2 separate regions of the Homo sapiens genome follow, and region 2 is linked to region 1. A link is an interaction called in ENCODE POLR2A ChIA-PET data of the cell type or tissue named here. Cell type or tissue: HCT116. All regions are shown on one strand. Each heading gives the region's core, and the rest is flanking DNA. Links, peaks and the distances in the headings are about the cores only.

Region 1 (4,843 bases), core at 1,557-4,056:
CCAATAAAAAATAAAAATAAAAATAGGCCAGGCACGGTGGCTTATTCCTATAATCCCAGCACTTTGGGAAGCCAAGGCAAGTGGATCACCTAGAGTTAGGAGTTCGACACCAGCCTGGCCAACATGGTGAAACCCTGTCTCTACTAAAAATACAAAAAATTAGCCAGGCATGGTGGCAGGCTCCTGTAATCCCAGCTACCTGGGAGGCTGAGGCAGGAGAATCATTTGAACCCAGGAGGCAGAGGTTGCAGTGAGCCGAGATTGCGCCATTGCACTCCAGACTTGGCAACAAGAATGAAACTCTGTCTCAAAAAAATATATAAATAAATACAAATAAAAGTAAAAAGAAGAGCTGGGTTCTCATCAGTAACTCTGGGCCACCCAGAAACTCACGCCCCTTTAGTTCTGGCTGAGCTGCTTTCCTTACCTGTGTGACCTCAGACCTCTGACAGCTTCTCTGAGCCTTGTGTCCTATTTGTAAAGTGGAACTATTAACACTTAACATCTTTCCCAGGATGGATGTGGAGGTTAAATAAAACATGGAATGTGGAAACACTTTAAAAACTGTCTAGAATCTCCAGGCGCAGTGGCTCACGCCTGTAATCCCAGCACTTTGGAAGGCCAAGGTGGACAGATCACCTGAGGTCAGGAGTTTGAGACCAGCCTGGCCAACTTGGTGAAACCCTGTCTCTACTAAAAATACAAAAACAAAAAAAAATTAGCCAGGTGTGGTGGCGCATGCCTGTAATCCCAGCTACTCGGGAGACTGAGGCAGGAGAATCACTTGAACCTGGGAGGCAGGGGCTGCCGTGAGCCGAGATCGTGCCATTGTACTCCAGCCTGGGCAACAAGAGCAAGACTCAGTCTCAAAAACAAACAAACAAACAAACAAACAAACAAAAACAGAAAACTGTCTAGAATCCTCTTCTGGCCTTAGATAGCCTTAAGGATCTATGGTTTGGGTCCTGCAGCTTTACAATATACATGACATATTTCCTTTTTTAAAAATTTAAAATATTTTATATCTTTTTAAAAATAAAATTTAAAATAATTAAAATAATTTTTAATTTAAGACTGGGTCTCACTGCATTGCCCAGGCTGGTCTCAAACTCCTGGACTCAAATGATTCTCCCGCCTTAGCCTCCCAAAGTGCTGGGATTACAGGCATGAGCCACTGCACCTGGCCACATGACACATTTTCAATGTACTTTTCCTGTGTCTGTTTCATGCCCTGAAGGACGGACAGGGTAGGAACAGAGCAGGGAGGGTAGCAACACAGAGTTTGGCATGGGCTGGCCTCCCTGATGGAGGAGGTGGTTGGGGTAGGGCTGTTAAATGGGCAGAAGTGAGGTGGCAGAAAGGCAGACAGTCTAGATGACCTGAACCTGAATCCTGGCCTGCGACTGGGAGACCTTGGGCAGGTCACTTATAAACTCTCCAGCCTCCCTTAATTCTTGAGGATGAGAATGTTATTGTGAGGATTAAAAAGAAACATGTTTAAAGCACTTAGCATGGTCCTGGACATGTTTTCAATCTCCATGAGTTTTATTTAATTATTAAATAGGAGAAACAAATTAGAAACTCAGGAATACCTGAATGCAGTCTGGGTTCATTCAGAAATGAACATTTGATCCACTAAGGGAGTGTCTGATTTTCAAATGACTTATCTTCATTTAATAATATTTAATTGGCTTAGAATGGCAGAGTATGGGTTCTCTAGGTTGGAAAGGACATTAGGCAGGGCTTGCGGTGTGGCCCCAGGAATCCTGGGCTCAGCAGAGCTGCCTCAGTGTCAGGAAGGCCCAGTGGGCAGAGTTCCAGGGATTTGCCCCTGAAAGAAGTTTGTAAACCCCACAGTTCAATGCATAAACCCATTCTGATATTCCTGGTACGAGACTGAGGCCCTTCTTTGAACAATTCTGTAACATTAGACATCACTACCTTTCTTTATTGGAACAGGAATCTACTGCCCTGTTAGGGCCATCTGTGTCCAGCTTCTAGATCTGATTTCCAGAATTCTCCATTCTTTTTTATTTTAACTTTTTTTTTTTTGTAGCAATGGGGTCTTCCTATGTTGTCCAGACTGATCTCAAACTCCTGGGCTCAAGCCCTCCTCCTGCCACAGCCTCCCAAAGTGTTAGGATTACAGGCATGAGCCACCACACTTGCCTGAATTCTTCATTCTTAAGAAACAGCTTCCAGCATAACCCACAGGAACTGCAGGGTTCTGCCCCATGGGCCCTCCTGAGGAAGCTTGGGGACTGACGGCTTCTGCTGAGCCTCAGAAGAAGGAAGGAACCCAGCATCCTTGAGAATCCGTTTTTAGGCCGAGGTGGGTGGATCACTCAATGCCAGGAGTTCGAGACCAGCCTAGCCAACATGGTGAAACCCCGTCTCTACTAAAAATATACAATTTAGCTGGGTGTGATGGCACATGCCTGTAATCCCAGGTACTCTCAGGAGGCTGAGGCATGAGAATTTCTTGAACCCGGGAGGCAGAGGGTGCAGTGAGCTCAGATCATGCCACTGCACTCCAGCCTGGGCAACAGAGGGAGACCCTGTCTCAAAAAAAAGGGGAAGTCAATTTTTTTTAGAAATTCCTGTTGAAGTCCAATAACTCAGGGACCAGAGGCCTTTGAGACAGTGAGCTCTGTCCTCTGTGAAACCATAGCTTGTTATACAACAGGCTGTAATTAATATCTCCAGGAGTCTGAAAGACACCCCATCACTAATAAAAAATGAAAGCCGTCTGGGCCCAGTGCCCAGAGCCTGCAGACTCCTGCCAGGCCGGGATCCTCCAGCAGAGAGCGCTCACAGGGACAAGACACGTCAACCATGCCCCTACAGTCCCAGCCTCCAAATTGCAGAACACAGCTCTGTCCCACCTGGTTTTGCTCAGCCAGAGCAGGGCAGGCACCAGAAGACCTGCTTCTTCAGGGTGTGAGCCACTCAGAGGACAGACCTGGGCGTGTTGGGGTCAGGTGGGGGAGAGGGAGAATGGGGCACCTGCTTCAGGAGTGAATTTCCTTTGATTCCCAACTTGCACATCTGTTTGTTGCCCATTTTGCAAGGATTGGGCTTCCACTCTGGTGTAGGGCACATGGGTTCAGCCAGAACTTTCCTGCACACTGCTGCTAGATTCACTTGCTGAAAACACCTCTCAAATCGCACCACTCTTTTACTCAAGAACCTGTAACGACCCCATGTCCATGGTATCAGGTGGACTTTTCTGACTGGTGTCAAGGCCTTTGGTAATTTGCCTTCTCTGTTCCAATCTGCATCGTCTCTACATAGGCAGGCTGGTCTCCCTCTCTGGCTGCCCCAAACTGCCACCCAGTTTCTATTCCATAAAATGGCACCAGTAGTGCCCACCTCCTAGAGTTACCGTCGTGTGGCTTAAACAAGAGAACACATGTGAACCACACGCCTGGCATATAATAGGCACTTATAGTATGTTAAATGTTTGTGATGTCGCTGCTGCTACTGAACTCATTCCTTCCTTTGTAACTTCCCCCTTCCCTTCTCCCAGCCAAAACGTTTCTGCCCTTTACAGCTCAGCTCAAAGCTCCTCTTCTTCTTGGAAGTCATCCAGGATCATCATGTAACTGTGTTTCCAAACCTGGGGCACTTCGGAATCACCTGGGGTTTTTTTTTAATGTCTTTTTTTTTTTTTTTTTGCTTGGTTAAACATTATTTTAGTGGTAACAATGCTTTTATTACTTTTTTACCATTGTAATCATTTTTAATGTAAAATTTACCATCTAAACAATTTTTTTTTTTTTTTGCAGACGGAGTTTCTCTCCTGTCACCCAGGCTGGAATGCAATGGCATGGTGTCGGCTCACTGCAACCTTTACCTCCCGGGTTCAAGTGATTCTCCTGCCTCAGCCTCCTGAGTAGCTGGGATTACAGGCACCCACCATCATGCCTGACTAATTTTTGTATTTTTAGTAGAGACGGGGTTTCGCCATGTTGGCCACGCTGGTCTCGAACTCCTGACCTCAGGTGATACATCTGCCTTGGCCTCCCAAAGTGCTGGGATTACAGGTGTGAGCCACCACGCCCGGCCTCTCATAGAGGTTTTGATTTTCACTTGCTGGATGATTAGTGATGTAAGCACCTTTTTATATACCTGTTGGCCATTTTTATGTCTTTCTTGAGGAAATGTCTGTTCAAGTGCTTTGGCAAATCGAGTTACTTGCTTTTCTGTCACTGAGTTGTAAGAGTTTGTTGTTGTTGTTGTTGTTTTGTTTTGTTTTGAGACAGAGTCTCGCTCTGTCACCCAGCCTGGAGTGCAGTGGCGCAATCTTGGCTCACTGCAACCTCCGCCTCCTGGGTTCAAATGATTCTCCTGCCTCAGCCCTCCGAGTAGCTGGGATTACAAGAGCCCGCCACCACACCCGGCTAATTTTTCTATTTTTAGTAGAGGTGGGGTTTCACAAAGATTGGCCAGACTGGTCTCAAACTCCTGACCTCAGGTGATCCACTCGTCTCGACCTCCCAAAGTGCTGGGATTACAGGCGTGAGCCACCGTGCCCAGTCATTTTTTTTTTCTTTTTGAGATGGAGTTTTTGCTCTCTCGCCCAGGCTGGAGTACAGTGGTGCGATCTTGGCTCACTGCAACCTCTGCCTGCTGGGTTCGAGGGATTCTCCTGCCTCAGCCTTCCGAGTAGCTGGGATTACAGGTGCCCGCCACCATGCCTGGCTAATTTTTGTATTTTTTGTAGAGACCTAGTTTTACCCTGTTGGCCAGGCTTGTCTCAAACTCCTGAAGTGCTGGGATTACAGGAGTGAGCCACTGTGCCAGGCCGAGTTGTAACAGTTCTTTATATATTTTGAATACT
Region 2 (4,843 bases), core at 809-3,308, 860 kb after region 1:
CAAAGTGGGTGGATCACTTGAGCTCAGGAGTTCGAGACCAGCCCTGGCCAACATGGTGAAATCCTGTCTCTACCAAAAATACAAAAATTTGCCGGGCGTGGTGGCACATGCCTGTAATCCCAGCTACTTGGGAGTCTGAGGCAGGAGGATCACTTGAACCCGGAAAGCATAGGTTGCAGTGAGCCAAGATCACACCACTGCACTCCAGCCTGGGGACAAGAGCGAAACGCCGTCTCAAAAAAACAAAAACAAAAAACAAAACAAAAAAAACTTAACTTCTGGTGACACTCCTCCTCACTCCTGGGGTCATATCCCCTGAAAGCTGTCTATAAACCCCTAAAACAAGGATCCTTAACTTGGGGTCTGTGGGTTCCCTGTGGGATCCTGCGGTCTAAGAACCCCCTGAAATCATGTGAAAGTTTGTGCACATGAGCAGTTTTCTGGGCAGAGGGTTCGCAGCTTTAATCAGATTCTCTAAAAAGGGTCTGTGGCCTAAAAAAGTACATAGCACTGCACTAAGATGCCCAATAGGTTTAACCTGTGGCTGCCATTCCTCACCTTGTCCAAACCCTGCCACGGATGCCAAACAAAGGCTAAACAAATGTCCAAGATGATGCAGCTTGTTAATATAGGCTTTTAAGTCTCCACATTCTATTAGAGGACCAAAACTAAAATCCACCAGAAATTCTCTGACTATATGCTGGTAATACAGAACTGAACTAGAAGTTCTTCCTCATCACCTTTGTTGGAAACAGAACAGGGTAATGCAGCAAGTAGTTTCTACCAGTTTCCTTGTTGGTTTGGGGTGGACTTGTTGAATTAAACAAGTCAGTCCTTCCCTTCCCACTTCTATTCACTGCTTCCTAACATAAGGGGAGGAGAAACAAAAATAAGAGTCTCAGCAATACATACCAATGTTACTTATTCTTCCCACTGCAAATACGAATTTTCCTTGAAGAGTTGTACAGTTGGGCCGGTCAGGTCAGATCTCTTATTCAAACAAACCTAAAAGCTAAAAAGATTGGATGGTAATGTTTTAAAGAACGAAAAAGAAGCAGTTTAATTGAAACGTAAGCACAGTCAAGTTCCTCTGCATTTAAAGTCTTTAGGGAAAAGACAATTTTGTTAATTAACATGTATGCCACACTCTTGAATGTTTGGCCTTTTTAACAAGCCTGCTGCGGGAAGGCTTTGTGAATCCACCAAGACTGACAGGCTCTCTCTGGTTTCTAGGACAAGTTTTCTGCTGTGTTCCTAATTCTGGCTAAAGCCAATTCACACTGCTTTGAACCTTTATCTCACAACATAATCTCCAGAAATGCCTAACAGGACAGGTAACATCTCTGTGTGACCAATGAAATAACTTAGCAAGGCTTGAGATCGAGACAGCACAGCCAGTCGACTTATTTGTTCTCTTCCAAACATACAGCAGGGACAGAAAAAAATATGAGCTGAGAAAAGTAATAGGGCACAGATGGGCTCAAAAACAAAGTACCAGAAACAGAACAGGGCCAAAAGCAAAAGGTAGGGGATTGCATTGCTTGTAGGGTCTGAGTTCAGACTATGGCCAGAGGCTGGCTGCTGAGAAGCGCCAGAAGCTAAAAGTGCTTGCTGTCAGATGGGGGACCTGAGCTGAGCCTAGTGCAAGAAGCTGCTAAAAGATCTATGGCTTCCAAAGCAGCAGAAGCAAAAGAGAGAACATGGGGGAAACAGCCCAATGTTTATGCAGCACTATCTACGTGCTAAGCTCTGCTCTTCAAACTTGACATATGGTAGCTCATTTAATCCTTCCTGTACCCTATGAGGTAGATGCTATTATTACCCCATTTTATAGACAAGGTAACTGAGACATAGAAAGTTTAAGTTACTTTCCCAGTGTCATACAGCTGGTGGGTAGAAAAGCCAGCTTTCATATCTGGCCCAAGAGATCCTCCTCTTAATCACCATGCTGTGCTACTTGAAGGCAGGTAAGTGAGAAAGAAAGAGAGGCAAGCAAGAAAATGGATGGTGCAGGAGACACACACAAGACACCAGAGGCTTGCCCAAAGTCAGACAGCTGTAAACAGCAGAGCTGGGATTCAAGCCCAATTTCTTTTTTCTGATTCTACCACACCAAAATGACCTCAGAAGAAAAACAAAGCCCATTGAAGGAAAGAATCAATTAACCTTCAGAACAGTCTTGCCCAGCTTCCAATTATTATCTGTCCCTATTCTGAGACAAATTAGTCATAGAGGACCAGGCTGTGGTGAGGTGGGGCCGGAAGAGCAAAGTCTTCAGCCACATCACAGGCCACCTGACCCCACAGGCTTGGCTGCCAAATGAAAAACAGGGCATGGACCAGATCAAAGATCCTAAACTGGCAGCCCATGGGGCAGGCAGTGTTGCATTCAGCTGGCATTTAAAAAAAATTAATTTATTCATTGCCATATTATTAACACCAGGAGATTTCAGATAAAAATCTAGATTTCTGGTTTCTCTTGGAAACAAAATCAGAAGATTTGGCAACACAGGGCCAGCATTCTCACACGGCAACAATGGACAGAGCTGAGCAGGGCTGCCCCGCTTCAGACCCAGCAAGCTCTCTCCAGGTGGCCACAGTCCCCACCACTCCCTATTAGTGGTGACCTCAACACTGATCCCTGGCCCGCTTTAATAATGTATGGTACCTGAATGGTCCCCGTAAGCATCTGAATATGCAACCTTTGGAGAAAAGCATCTAAGGTCCCTTCTAGCCCTGAAAAGGTCTGTGTTGACTGAATATTTGAAAAATATACAATCAATATATATATATATAAATAAAAAATCCCTAGAAAAAATGATGGAAAGGCAGAGTGGCAATGCTGATAGGATAACAAGATGTAGTGCCTTTTATTTATTGATATTTTCATTGAGGTTTATTTATACCTTAACTCTTTCCACAAACTATTTGAGACAGCTTCAAGAAAACACCCTTACTGAATCTATATGCATAGGGAAAGATATGGAAATGTATAAGACTGGTGAATGCTTTCTGGCTTCCCTTAGCTAGGTGAGTCCATGTAACTAAATTCTGGTCAGCTCTGGAGGGGTAGATCTAATTTTTGGGAAAGCTCCTTAGAGGGCAGGGAGTTCACCCTTTGTCTGCCCTTTTCCCTTCTTGCATCCCTGGAATGCAGAAAACATGGCTGCAACTCTAACAGCCCTCTTGGGCCATGAAGTGACCTTGAAGTCTCTCTAGGAGCCCCATTAAGATGACAGCAGGGCAGAGAGACAGAAATCTGAATTCTTGACAACTTAATGGAGCCACCATATCAGATCTAGACTGCCTATCTCAGGACTTCTTTTACATGAGAGAATGAGCAGTTGAAGCCACTGTGACTTCTAGACTGTTTTACTTGGCAATTTCTAAAGATATAGAAGGAAAATTATATATTCAAATCTTTATGAATGCTAAAATCACTGCGTTATAAGAGTATTGGCGACTTCTTTTTTTCTATTTCCCAAAATTCATAATGACTACAAACATTTTTATTATTAGAACAAAGCTTTAAAATAGCAACTAAGAAAATCTAAGGAGAAATTTTAAAACACTGGAAAGGAAAATATGTATGTCAACATACACAACAATTATATATGTGATAAAGCTTTAATGCATGTGATTATGCTTTAATTAATTTATCTGAGCTTTCTGACTGTCAGGGGGAAAAGGGAAACCCAGTCAGACCTATGGTTTCCAAAATGGAAAGAGAGCTAACATATATTGTGCTCTTACGCCCAGTGGCATAAGAGAAACTCTGTGGAAACAGGGCTTATCTGGCACAGAATTATTTAAAAAAAATGTGGGACTTTATGTAAGGGGACCTTGAGTGATGTGACAGACAATGTCCTCCCACAACTTTTTTTAAATAGCAAATGCAGTAGAGAATTAATTTCCTCAACCCTCAAAAAATGCCAAGGTTTTAAAATTCAATTCAATTCAGGGAAGGCAATTCTATGAGAGATTTATAATTATTGTGGTCCAACTACACAGCCTCGATCCAAGGTTTCAACCTGAAGTCCTGAGGTACAGGTCAGTTCTGCATGTCCCTGGGGGTACTCCCTGGAGTTTCAGCAGGCTTAATTAAGTACCTGACTACCTCCTGTGCACCTAGCACTGTGAAGGTTGGCAGTTAAGTAAATTCTCATTTTAACCAGGGAGAAAAGAAATTTATGTTAAGGCTATCTGTACTTTAGAAGCTTAGATAAAAATCAGTCCAGAAAAAAAAAAATTAAGCAAGGAAGTCCTCATGGAGCAGCTAGATCTAGAACCCAGCCTTAGCGAATGAAGTACAGTTGTTCCTCCTTAACTGCAGGTTCAACCAATCAGATGAAAATTTTTGAAAAAAAAGACAATAAGGCCGGGTGCAGGGGACTCACGCCTGTAATCCTAGCACTTTGCAGGCCGAGGCGGGCGGATCACTTGAGACCAGGAGTTCAAGATGAGCCTGGCCAATATGGGGAGACCCCATCTCTACCAAAAATACAAAAAAATTAGCCAGGTATGGTGGCACGTGCCTGTAATCCCAGGCTGAGGCAGGAGAATCACTTGAACCTGAGAGGTGGAGGTTGCCACACTACCACACTCCAGCCTGGGCAACAGAGTGAGAGTCCGTCTTAAAAAATAAAAAAAAAGAAAATAAGAGAAAAGATAGTATAAAAAGAAAAATTTAAATAAAAGCAATACAGTATTTAAATTATTTACATCATTTACTTTGTAATAGGTATTATAAGTAATCTAGAGATGATTTAATGTATATAGGAGGATATGCATAGGTTATATGCAAATACTATGTCATTTTATATCAGACTTGATCATCTGTGGGT

What was found. ChIA-PET counts read pairs that join two places held together with the same protein. Peaks named below come from ENCODE experiments on the same cell type or tissue, not always from the same donor. Only the 100,000 strongest peaks of a DNase experiment are listed, where the experiment ranks them.
Region 2: POLR2A ChIA-PET joins it to region 1 with 5 read pairs; 1 of 35 experiments calls an interaction of 5 or more read pairs at or near these places.

Annotation. Positions count from the first base shown.
Region 1 is chr15:89,969,695-89,974,537 of GRCh38, reverse strand. No RefSeq gene overlaps it. Among named protein-coding and RNA genes, the nearest start is that of ZNF710, 29 kb to the left of the region's middle. In HCT116, for the core only: a CTCF peak has its summit at 2,801 (motif pointing right); a DNase peak (open chromatin) is centred at 2,837.
Region 2 is chr15:89,109,894-89,114,736 of GRCh38, reverse strand. It overlaps ABHD2 (abhydrolase domain containing 2, acylglycerol lipase), which reads right to left. Exons shown (of 11, transcript NM_152924.5): 2 at 913-1,012. Among named protein-coding and RNA genes, the nearest start is that of ABHD2, 24 kb to the right of the region's middle. RefSeq lists enhancers at 1,747-1,876, 2,950-3,488. In HCT116, for the core only: no CTCF peak of the experiment used is centred there; a DNase peak (open chromatin) is centred at 2,236; H3K4me3 peaks cover 516 bases; H3K27ac peaks cover 506 bases.